Regions from separate parts of the Mus musculus genome. Here region 1 is linked to region 2. A link is a loop called in an ENCODE intact Hi-C map of the cell type or tissue named here. Cell type or tissue: heart. All regions are shown on one strand. Links, peaks and the distances in the headings refer to the core of each region. The heading gives the core; the rest is flanking DNA. Region 1 holds the start of Kbtbd13 (kelch repeat and BTB (POZ) domain containing 13). Region 2 holds the start of Pif1 (PIF1 5'-to-3' DNA helicase).

What was found. A loop is a pair of places that touch in the nucleus more often than their neighbours do. Peaks named below come from ENCODE experiments on the same cell type or tissue, not always from the same donor. Only the 100,000 strongest peaks of a DNase experiment are listed, where the experiment ranks them.
Region 1: it touches region 2 in a loop (2.9-fold over the local background); 1 of 42 quality-filtered maps calls a loop at or near these places.

Annotation. Positions count from the first base shown.
Region 1 is chr9:65,390,890-65,396,260 of GRCm38, reverse strand. Kbtbd13 (kelch repeat and BTB (POZ) domain containing 13) reads left to right here and starts at 4,609. Exons shown (of 1, transcript NM_028974.1): 1 at 4,609-5,371. The coding sequence starts at 4,609. In heart, for the core only: a CTCF peak has its summit at 3,110 (motif pointing left); DNase peaks (open chromatin) are centred at 1,700, 2,460, 3,070, 4,500 and 1 weaker place; H3K4me3 peaks cover 1,081 bases; H3K27ac peaks cover 1,023 bases; H3K27me3 peaks cover 2,187 bases.
Region 2 is chr9:65,584,775-65,590,145 of GRCm38, reverse strand. It overlaps Pif1 (PIF1 5'-to-3' DNA helicase), which reads right to left and starts at 2,972. Exons shown (of 12, transcript NM_172453.5): 1 at 1,752-2,972; 2 at 1,009-1,141; 3 at 806-931; 4 at 542-695; 5 at 319-433; 6 at 92-198. The coding sequence starts at 2,297. In heart, for the core only: no CTCF peak of the experiment used is centred there; a DNase peak (open chromatin) is centred at 3,045; H3K4me3 peaks cover 3,006 bases; H3K27ac peaks cover 2,602 bases.

The DNA.
Region 1 (5,371 bases), core at 312-5,311, 190 kb after region 2:
AGAGCCTGTCTCAAAACGAAAAGGTTCGCTCAAGAGAGGTTATTCTGTTCGGGCAAGTAGCTCAACTCTTCTTGTCTAGCCCCCTCAATCAAAGCTCTTATAGAGGACTTCAGACACTCAAAACGTGGAGGTTGCGTTGTTGGGCCCAGCAATGGGCATGCGGCCAGTGTTCAGTAGATGTGCAAAGTAGGTAAGGGATGAACAGGTGAGGAGTGTAGGACTTGTAAGTCTTTCCTGGTGCCAAGATACCCACAAGCAATTGCACATAAAGCTAAGCTGTTGGGAACTCTGTGGCATCTTCTCCTGGGTCACAGCACAACATGCCTTCTATTGTTGCTCTGTGGTGCTTCACAATATCAAAACCTAGTAGAACCTTAGAAGTCATTGGCAAATCCCACTCCACAGTAGTGGAACTGAGGACTGGAGAGGCTGTGTAGCTTTGGCAAATTGGTGGCCACAGAGCATTGAAGGCCCAGGTAAGCATCCTTTTCCCAACTCCAGGAGCTGCAAGGTACTCCCTGCCCCGTGTACTGTCTTCACTACAGCTGGAAAGAGGCTCCACCATCAGACCATAGGGTGTTTTCTCCCAAGACAAGAGTTATGTCTGTCTCCTCCCATCAGGCAGTGCTCTTCTGGGACAGAATCTGGATTTCCCGTGGCTCACTAGGGATTCCAATAGGTTGGGGTTCAGGATTCCACTGAACAGACCCTGCTAGAGAGGTGACTGAGCAGTTACGTATTGTTCTTTTAAAAGAAGATTCAGTTTTGGTTCCCATCACCCACCTAGTGGCTCACAACCATCTGTAACACCAGTCCCAGGGAATTTGACACCTGGCCTCTGCAGGCACCAGGCATTCATATGGTACACATACATACATTCAGGCAAAATATTCATACACATAAAAATTAAATAAATAGGGCTAGAGAGATGGCTCAGTGGTTAAGAGCACTGACTGCTCTTCCAGAAGTCCTGAGTTCAAATCCCAGCAACCACATGGTGGTTCACAACCATCTGTAATGGGATCTGATGCCTTCTTCTGGTGTCTGAAGACAGCTACAGTGTACTCATACATAAAATAAATAAAATCTTTTTTAAAATTAAATAAATACATCTTTTTAAAAAAAGATGTATTTATTTATTATATATAAGTACATTTATTATATGTAAGTACAGTTACAGTGTACTCATACATAAAATAAATAAAATCTTTTTAAAAATTAAATAAATACATCTTTTTTTTAAAAAGATGTATTTATTTATTATATGTAAGTACATTGTAGCTGTCTTCAGTCACACCAGAAGAGGGCATCAGATCTCATTACAGATGGTTGTGAGCCACCATGTGGTTGCTGGGATTTGAACTCAGGACCTCCTGAAGAGCAGTCAGTGCTCTTAACCACTGAGCCATCTCTTCAGCCACTAAATATATCTTTTAAACATTTTTTAATTTAAAAAAAAAAAAGGAGGGGTGGTAAAGACCCTACTGGGTGCTGACCATGTAGCTGCAGATACGAATAAGGCTTAGGTCTGTGCTCCTCCAAGGCTCAGAGCCTGATGCCTGCCTGCCTTTTGTCCCTACCCCCATCTCTCTCAGTGTGGGGAGTGCAAACTGGAGAGGGGGGTTTGTTAGAGGTCAGACAAGGATCAGGCAGGGCCTGGGAACTCTGTGGGCTGCCCTCAGCCAAGACGGTTCCTTGTCCTCTCCATCTCCCAGAGGGCCACTCAGGATCTGGGAGGAGGAAACTCCCAGCTCTACACACCACCAGCTGGGGCCCTGAGGGTAGGACCAAAGGGCAAAGCCTCACTCAGCTCAGATGCAGAACCATGATCTCTACCCTATGTGGACCCCTCCCCATCATCAGGCTGTGGAAGGTGGAAACAGGGTGTGTGCATGAGCCTCCACCCACTCAAGAGGTCTTGACTTGGGAGGTTATGGATTGGAGAATAAGCGTCAGTCTAGAAGGGTTTTGTGATTTTTGCCTCCTGCTCTTAGTAGAAGCCGATGGTGGTTCTATTTGGCTCTGCCTGTCTTCTGCTAGGTGTCAGAAACAGGCTAGCTGATGGCAGCTATGCAGCAGCCCTGGCCTGACAATCTGCTTTCTCTAGCCCCTCTCCCTTCTGAGGCAAGGCTAGGCAGGTAGAGAGATGATGCCAGTCTAGAGGGGGAATAGCCTATAGGGCCAGTAGACAGTTCAGTCAAGTCCCACACTGAGGAAAAGCCCCCTTCATCTGGACGCCTCCCAGACACTCTGCCTGTCACTAAGGCCTAACAAGGATACAGGTAAAGAGCTGACACTGCAATGTCCACTTGTCCCCAAGAAAGGGTTGTCATACCTATTGCCTGGAACATTCTGGGCCTTTCCAGCCAATGTCTGGTCTCAGGGAAGGAGAGACACTGGCAGAGGGCCTGGGATAGTACCCACGGGATTTCTGCCCACCCCACCCCCATCTCCTTCCCCTCTTCCTGCCTGGTCCCTGGGGCAGAGCATCTGAGATATTTCTGGCAGTGTCCTCCAGGCCTCCGGCTTCCCAGGCTCACACAAGTGGTCCCCACACCCCAGGCCTGTTTTGATGGGGTGAACTAGAGTGTGCCTTAAGGGAAGCACATTTGCTGTGGGTCTGCAGATTTATCTGTGGGGTCTATGTCTGTGTCCTAACAGGGAAGAGGAGTCTCTTACCCTCCTCCTGCTGCCTTTTTGGTAATGCATAGCTGTTCCACCACCATCCCCAAACCAGGAGCCAGATGAACACTTCCCACACAGATACACCATCCTATCAAAGCCTGGTCCCCAGAGTGAAGTGGAAGGAGAAGGCAGTCATCAAACTCCTTTTCATCTGACATCTTGGGACCGAGTATTAGATGGTCAACCAGGAAAGCTGTGGACAGTTGGAAAAGTACCAGGGCTGCAGGAGAGCCTGGGGCTGTCTGTCCCAAGCTGCAAGATCTTGGGCAAGATCTCTTTCTCACACTTTTCACCAGGTCTTCTTGGGAATTCGTGAACCTGGGGTTCCTTTCACTGCCCTGAATTCTGTCCAGGAGGGACCAGGGCAGCACGGTTAAGGCACATACACAAACTGGCTGCATTCTGGCCCCAAGTCTGCCACCTGCTGGTCGTGGGCTAAACCCTTTCTTAGTTTAGCCTCTTTATCTAGCAAATGGGGGTGTTAGCAGCATCTAGTTCAGGGCTGTGTGGTGTGGCTCAGCAAGCAAACTTCTTGTTTAGCATGCACCACGTAAACTGGGCATAGTGGCACATGAACTTGGGAGATGGAAGTTGGAGGCTCATCCTTACTGCACAGCAAATTTGAAGCCAGCCTAGGATATATCAGACATGATCTAGAGAAGAAATCCAGCTCACAGTGTTGCTGTGAAGTAAGTGGAGATTGTCTATTCACCAAGGATATTGGGCAGAGGGCCAGAGTAACTACTCATGAATGTCGCAAGGGTTAGGAGTCAAAGTACGTATCACCCACAGTGGCAGCCACAGAGGGGTCAGGCAAGTGAAAACCAACACTAGCTTCCCATTTCCATTCCAAGAGAGGGGCAACTTCCACCTCTAGGGCTCACTGGATGCTCTGTTACATGAAAGGAAAGGGCTCAAAAAGAGGTTGAGATGGAACTGCGGAGACCACTCAACATTAAGAGCAAACCCTTGCTCTTCATCCAGAGGACAGGACTTTATTCCCATAATTTCTTTTCTTTTTTCTTTTCCATTCCCATAATTCCATTTCCAAGGGATCTGAAATCGTCTTCCAGTATTCAAGCCCAGGGCATGTCTGTGATGCATTTACATACATGCAGGCAAAATGGGAGTGGGGTATAGATTGGGCTATCCAGCAAGCATAAGCATAGACATATCTGAGATTCCTAGGCTGCCCATTTATTTTGGTCCTCTTTGGTCTCTCCCTTCAACCTGCCTTCCCCACTCCTTTGAGCTGATGAACGCTTGTCCTCATCGGAAAGACCTTAGCCAAGTCATATAAACTCTCCAGGCCTCATCCAGAACCCTTATGGCATTTGTCCTAATACTGTGTGTAGATGTTTCTATTTGCCCTATTTTAAAGGCGAGGAAACAGAGCCAAGGAGGTACATGTGTTGTATATACAGCTTAGTACAGTGTCAGTTAAATACGATATCTTTAAAAGCAGGCCTGGTAAGGCCCACAACACAGTGGGAATTCATTCTTTAAAAAAAAAAAAAAGTTATCTGTGTCTCTGTGGAGGTGGGATGAACGCCAGTGAATACAGCGGTCAGAGTCCTCTTTGTGAAGGGGGTTTCCTCCTTCCACCTTTATGTAGGTTCTAGGTTGAACCCAAGCCAACCAGGCTTCTAGACAAGAACCTGTTGAACATCTCTTCGGCCCTGTCACTAGTCTCTTAACGGAACTGAATGACCACACAGGTGTCCAGATGCCCTCTGGGCTCGGAGGCTATCCAAGCCTGCGGGCCACATCACATGAGCAGATCCTATCTTTAGCCAGGAAGGTATTTATAACCCCCAGGGAAGTTTTTTTTTCCCCTCCCCGCCCCGGGGTAGCCCCAGAGTCAGTGGCCCCTGGCAAATCTAGGCCCCCCAGCGGCAGCAGCCTCCACCCCTCTGGCTCATCATGCCCCCAGGCCCCGAGGTCCCAGTGCAGGTGTGGGTGGACGGTCAACTCTTCCAGGCGGAGCAGTCGCTGCTGGTGGAGCACTGCGGCTTCTTCCGCGGGCTTTTCCGCTCTGGCATGCGGGAGGCGCGCGCCGCGGAGGTGCGCCTGGGCGCGCTGAGCGCCTCCGGCTTCCGCACGGCGCTGCGGGTGCTGCGCGGAGAGCGGCCGGCGCTGGCGGCCGAGGACGAGTTGCTGCAGGCGGTGGAGTGCGCCGCGTTCCTGCAGGCGCCCGCGCTCGCGCGCTTCCTGGAGCACAGCGTCACGTCGGACAACTGCTCGCTTTTGTGCGACGCGGCCGCCGCCTTCGGCCTGCGCGACGTGCTCCACAGCGCTGCGCTCTTCATCCGCGACGGGTCGCACGAGCTGGTGGCACAACTGGAGCTGCCCGAGGCCCGAGCCTACGTGGCGGCGCTGCGACCCAGCACCTACGTGGCGGTGAGCACGCACACGCCCACACCGGGCTTCCTAGAGGATGCGTCGCGCACCATGTGCTTCCTGGACGAGGAAGAGGACGCATGGCGCACGCTGGCCGCGCTGCCCCTGGAGGCCAGCACACTGCTGGCGGGTGTGGCCACCCTGGGCAACAAGCTCTACATCGTGGGTGGCGTGTGTGGTGCCAGCAAGGAAGTAGTGGAGCTAGGCTTCTGTTACGACCCAGAGGGTGGCACCTGGTGCGAATTCCCCAGCCCTCACCAACCGCGCTATGATATGGCGCTGGCTG
Region 2 (5,371 bases), core at 243-5,242:
GCTTTGGCTACATGGGACCTGCCACCCCCAAACATAATAACATAAACCCATTCATGCATTCTCATCTCATGGCCGCTTTTCCGGGACCTACCTGCCTAACCTCACAGCCTGCAGTAGAGAGATGAAGGTCTGGTCTGCTTGCCTCCACACCTCAGTCAGCTCCAGAATCACAGGCACACACCTCCTCCAGCTCTTGGCCTGGTGGGGAAAGGACAGGGGTGAGTCAGGGATCAGAGGAGACTCCCCCACAAGCATAGGATCAGAATCGGGATGTAAGTCCCCCACAAGCAGAGGTCAGGGTTAGGGTGTGACCAGTACCTGAAAGCAGAACTGAGGCTGCTGGGAGCCTTTGGTCACTGGTGGCAACTGTAGGAAGTCCCCACAGATGATGAGCTGGATCCCTCCAAATGGCTTCTTCTGTTGCCGGACAGCTCTGGATGGGAGCAGGGAGTGCTTTAGAGACGGATGCTCGGTGGGCAAACCCCTTGGAGGAAATAACCAGACTCAGGTCTCAGTGACTGCCCTTGCCGTCCGTACTGACCTGGCCACAGCTTCCAACTTGTCAAAGAAGTCTGCCTCCACCATGGAGATCTCGTCAATGACCAAACGTTGGCAGTTCAGCCAGCCCTGCCGCACACCTGGCCGATTGGCCAGGGCCATGCACTGGGCCAGGGGAGCCTGGCCTGAGCCGATGCCTATGAGTGACGCAATTCAGTCTGGGCTGAAATCCCAGCCCCCCTCATCTCTCCCTCCTTTGCCACAGGTCTGGCTTGCTCTTACCCCAAGCCCAAGGGCTCACACTTACCTGCAAAGGCATGAAGGGTGGTGCCCCCAATGTGGCAGGCTGCCACCCCAGTGCTGGCAGTGGCCACAGTACCAGTAGGGGGCAGGGAACCCAGGATATGTTTCAGCAGGTAGGACTTTCCTGTCCCTGGGTAGTAGGCAAAGTCAGAGTTGCCTGCCTGCTCCCCCCTAGGGCTGCCCACCACCTTATTCCTGCTCTATTACCTGCGCTCCCAGTGAAGAAAATGCTCTGGCCTTTCAGAACCATCCTCAGCACAGCGGCCTGCTCTTCAGAAAGCTTCGGTTTGGTGGAGGGCATGCGCAGCTTCTTCACAGGCAGGGGCCACCTTGGAGCTTCCTGGGAGGAACAGGGCTGTGTCAGAACCTCCTGCCATGCTGCTTGGTCTGTATGCACTGCAAAACAGCCCTTTGCTGTGCTCTTGACGTCACTTGGAACTTTGAGCAGGCTTGGGTCATCCGAACTTAGTCCCGACAGATACCAGACTTCATTTCTGGCTTTTCATCAGTTCAGTGTCAGGCATCTTAGATTGGTGACCACACCCGATCGAATCTAAAAGCTCCGTCAGATCCACCTGATGGTTTTCTCCTCAGGTGATTGGACGATTGCCTGCCCCTGATCCCTTTCTATTATTTCCCAAAGTTCCTCTCTTCTGGGACTTAATACCCGTTCTTTCCTCTAAGTTTTTGTCTTGTCTCCTCCGCCGCTATTTCTTTGGATGTGGCCAGGATCCTAGTTTCCTGTTCTCAGCTTATCTAATCTTGGGACTTACTGGTGGGTAAGCATGGATGATTTACACCTCACCATCATATTCAAATAAGGTACGATGGGCATTTCAAATCACCAGCTGTCTCCTTAATACTCCTGACTATCTTCCCCCAACCTTGGGCCTCCAGGGTTTCTTCGATCCTCAATAATAGCTCGCCCACACTCCCTTTTTGGTTCTCACCGTACTAGTCTGGGATTCCATTGGCCGCTTTTCCAGCGCAGAATCTGGAGCCTTGGTGGCTGCAGCACGCTGCAGTTCCTCTGGCTGCACTGGACTGATGGTGACAAAGTCTCGGGGCCGCGGGCCGAGCAACTGTGCGCGGGCAGAGGCGGGTCCCGGCCCAGGGGCAACCGCCAGCTTCAGGCGCAGCGTGCGCAGGAAGCGGCGCAAGCGCTCCGGGGGACAGTCGGAGAGGAGCAGTTGCACTGAGCCAGCTCCAGGGACTCCATCGGTGGGGAGCCGCAACGTGCTGCGCCCAGTCGCAGCGAAGCGGGTGAAGAGGCGCACGGCGCGTAGCGGGAAACAGCGTGGCCGCCCCGTGGGTCCCGGTGCCTGCAGTCGCAGCATTAACTCACGTCGTTCGTTTCGACCTAGGCTCAGCTCTGCGGCGCGCAGGGCCTGGCGCTTGCGAGGTTGCCCTCCAGGACTCAGCTCCTCCACGGCTACCCGGCACCGGAGCTCCGCATCGTCACATTCATCGGTCGCCGCCTCTGTGCTAGAAGGCATCTCCAATGCCTCTGCAGGCGTGCAGAGACCGGAGCGCATAAGTCACAGAAAATCGAGATGTAATAGGTGGTATGGCTGCGGTGACGGGAAATCCTGTCCAGACCTCTTAGTGTCAACAGGTTGTCACTGGTAACAGAAGGTGCCACCAAGATATTCCAAGCACTCTGGAGCGAGGAGAAACGTCCTCTGCTGCTGGAAGGTGGGGTCACATGCACTTAGGATTCGCGAGCGATTGTCCTGCAATGTCCACATTAGAAAGGTGTTCCTGCTCAGAAAAGAAGCTTGTTGAGGAGACTCACCCAGGCCAACAGGGGACTCGTTAGGGACTTCTACCCAGGAAGCAGAACAATAATCACACGTTGGGCGATGGGAAAGAGACTGGCTGGAAGTGAAAACAGGCTGAGACTTGCACACCCCCTTCAATAACCAATTAGTAGGTATCAGGGTCAGTGTGGTTCCAGTGCTTTGGAAAGGGTAAATGATTAGGGAATGTCTGGAACCTCCAGGCCCAGGAATCCATTGTCCCTCCGTCTGACCCACGAATCTGTACCTCTCCCAGCGAGGATCACTAAAATAATCGCGTTCTTTGCCTCCCACCTCAAGGATCCGATAGACTCGTTGCTTTCAGATGAAAAAGCTGATCTGAACCGGCCGGCAGAAAGCTTCAGCAGGAAGAACATTCAAATACTAGGAATAGAAAAACCACCCTATCACCGGCCTGGTCTTTAAATTCTCTAGCCAATCAGGGACAGGGGCGGGGGCGTGTCTACGGGCCGGCGTTTCTTCGTCTTTCCAACTCTCTGAGGACAGTTAACCAGAAGCAGGCTTTTTGTGTTTGGTCTTGGGTGCGTTTTAGAGTTCCACGAGTGGGCGTGGTGGGGTAGGGATGGGGCTGCGGCTCCGTGGCGCGTGGCGTATTGTTACCCAAGGCGGCTCTAAAGATTTGAGAACCCTTCAATTTACGCTGTCTGCTTTTCTCATTCTACCACCACCACATGACTGTGCTTGGCTTTGGGGAGACCCTGTTCCCACCCACAGAACGAACCACTGGCTCCTGTTCAGGTCATTCCCTGGGCCAGCCAAGTCCGCTTCCCTGTTCCCTAATTCTTTGCCCTTCTCTGCCCCCTTGTCTTTTACCCTGCTGAGACTACAGATGTCCAGTGGTTATAAAGGAAGCCAGTTAGTCCTTGTTCTCAGGGAATTCTTACTCCTCTGGTTGCTTTGACCACTCCGAGAATTTATCTTTTTCAGTTGGGGCCTTGTTACATTTTATAGGCTTTTTTTTTTTTTTTTTTTTTTTTTTTTGGTTTTTCGAGACAGGGTTTCTCTGTGTAGCCTTGGCTGTCCTGGAACTCACTTTGTAGACCAGGCTGGCCTCGAACTCAGAAATCCGTGTAGGCTGGTTTTAAAAATTCCTGGCCTTAAGGGATCCTCCTTCAGCTCCCTAAATAGCTGTGACTATAAGCACTTGACAAGATCCAGCTTTGAAAACTTACTTTTAATTATTATTTTTCCTTCACTGAAGTTTGAAATTACATAGCTGGAAGGGATCTTCTGGGTGGGTCCAGTCACCTCATTTTACAGATAATAATAGCCACTACAAACTAAATTCATTCATTCTTTCTTTCTTTCTTCTTTCTTTCCCCTCCCCCTCTTCCCTCCAAGATATCATATATCCAAGGCTAGCCTCAAATATCTCTAAGTTGCTACTCTCAGGGACATAACATTGAGTTTCTGATCTTTCTGCCTCCACCTAAATGTTACAATTCCATGCATCTACCACTGTGGCCAGTCAGCGCTGAGGATCAGAGTGTACAGCCCTCAAATTTGATATTCAAAATAAGAATTATAAGAATTGTTAAGAATTATTTTACTTTATGTGTATGAATGTTTTGCCTGCATGTGCTCCACTTGTGTGCCTGTTGAACCTCCTGAAACTGATGCTTGTGAACCACCACGTGGGGTCTGGGACTTGGAGATCTCTGCAAGACCCATGTGTGCTCTTTACTGCTGAGCCATCTCTCTAATCCTGAAAATGTTTTCGTTGGAACTGGAGGAATGGCTCACAGGTTAAGACCATTTGTTTTCAGCTAGTACAGTGACTCACAACCTTGTGTTCCAGGAGATCTAACACCTTCTGGTACACACATTCAAACATGTAGGAAAAACTCTATGAACATATAGATGTGTGTGCATATGCATATATGTTTAAATAAATATTAAAAATTTAAAAGCTATTCACAACATCACATAAAAACTCTGTATTTACTGAGATAAAAATTTATAATTCTTTCTTTTTTTCTTTCCTTCTTTTTTGGCTTTTTCGAGACAGGGTTTCTCTGTGTAGCCCTGGCTGTCCTGGAACTCACTCTGTAGAACAGGCTGGTCTTGAACTCAGAAATCTGCCTGCCTCTGCCTCCAAAAATTTATAATTCTTTTTTTAAATATAAAGATTTAAATATTATTATATGTAAGTACACTGTGGCTGTCCTCAGATGCACCAGAAGAGGGCATCAGATCTCATTACGGGTGGTTGTAAGCCACCATGTGGTTGCTGGGAATTGAACTCAGGACCTTTGGAAGAGCAGTCAGTGATCTTAACCACTGAGCCATCTCTCCAGCCCAAATTTATAATTCTTATTCTCAGACCCTTGTGCCCTAACATTTTATTATGAAAATATTCAAGAAAATATAATGCAGAAAGGTTAAAAGAACTTTACCGTAGAGCCCAAGTGATCGTTCAGCAGTTAAAGGCACCTGCCACCAAGCCTGACAACCTAAATTTGATCCTACAGACCCATTTGGTGGATGGATGGATAGAACCTACTCTTCTAAGTTGTCCTCTGACCTCCACATTTGTACCTTGTCTCTGTCTGTCTCTTTCTCTAACACACACACACACACACACACACACACACACACACACACACACTCACGTTTTGTTTTTTCAAGACAGGATTTCTCTGTGTAGCCCTGGCTGTCCTGAAACTCACTCTGTAGGCTAACTTTACCTGGAACTCAGAGAGTTGCCTGCCTCTGCCTGTAGCTTCTTTTGGGTTTTGAGACAGGGTCTT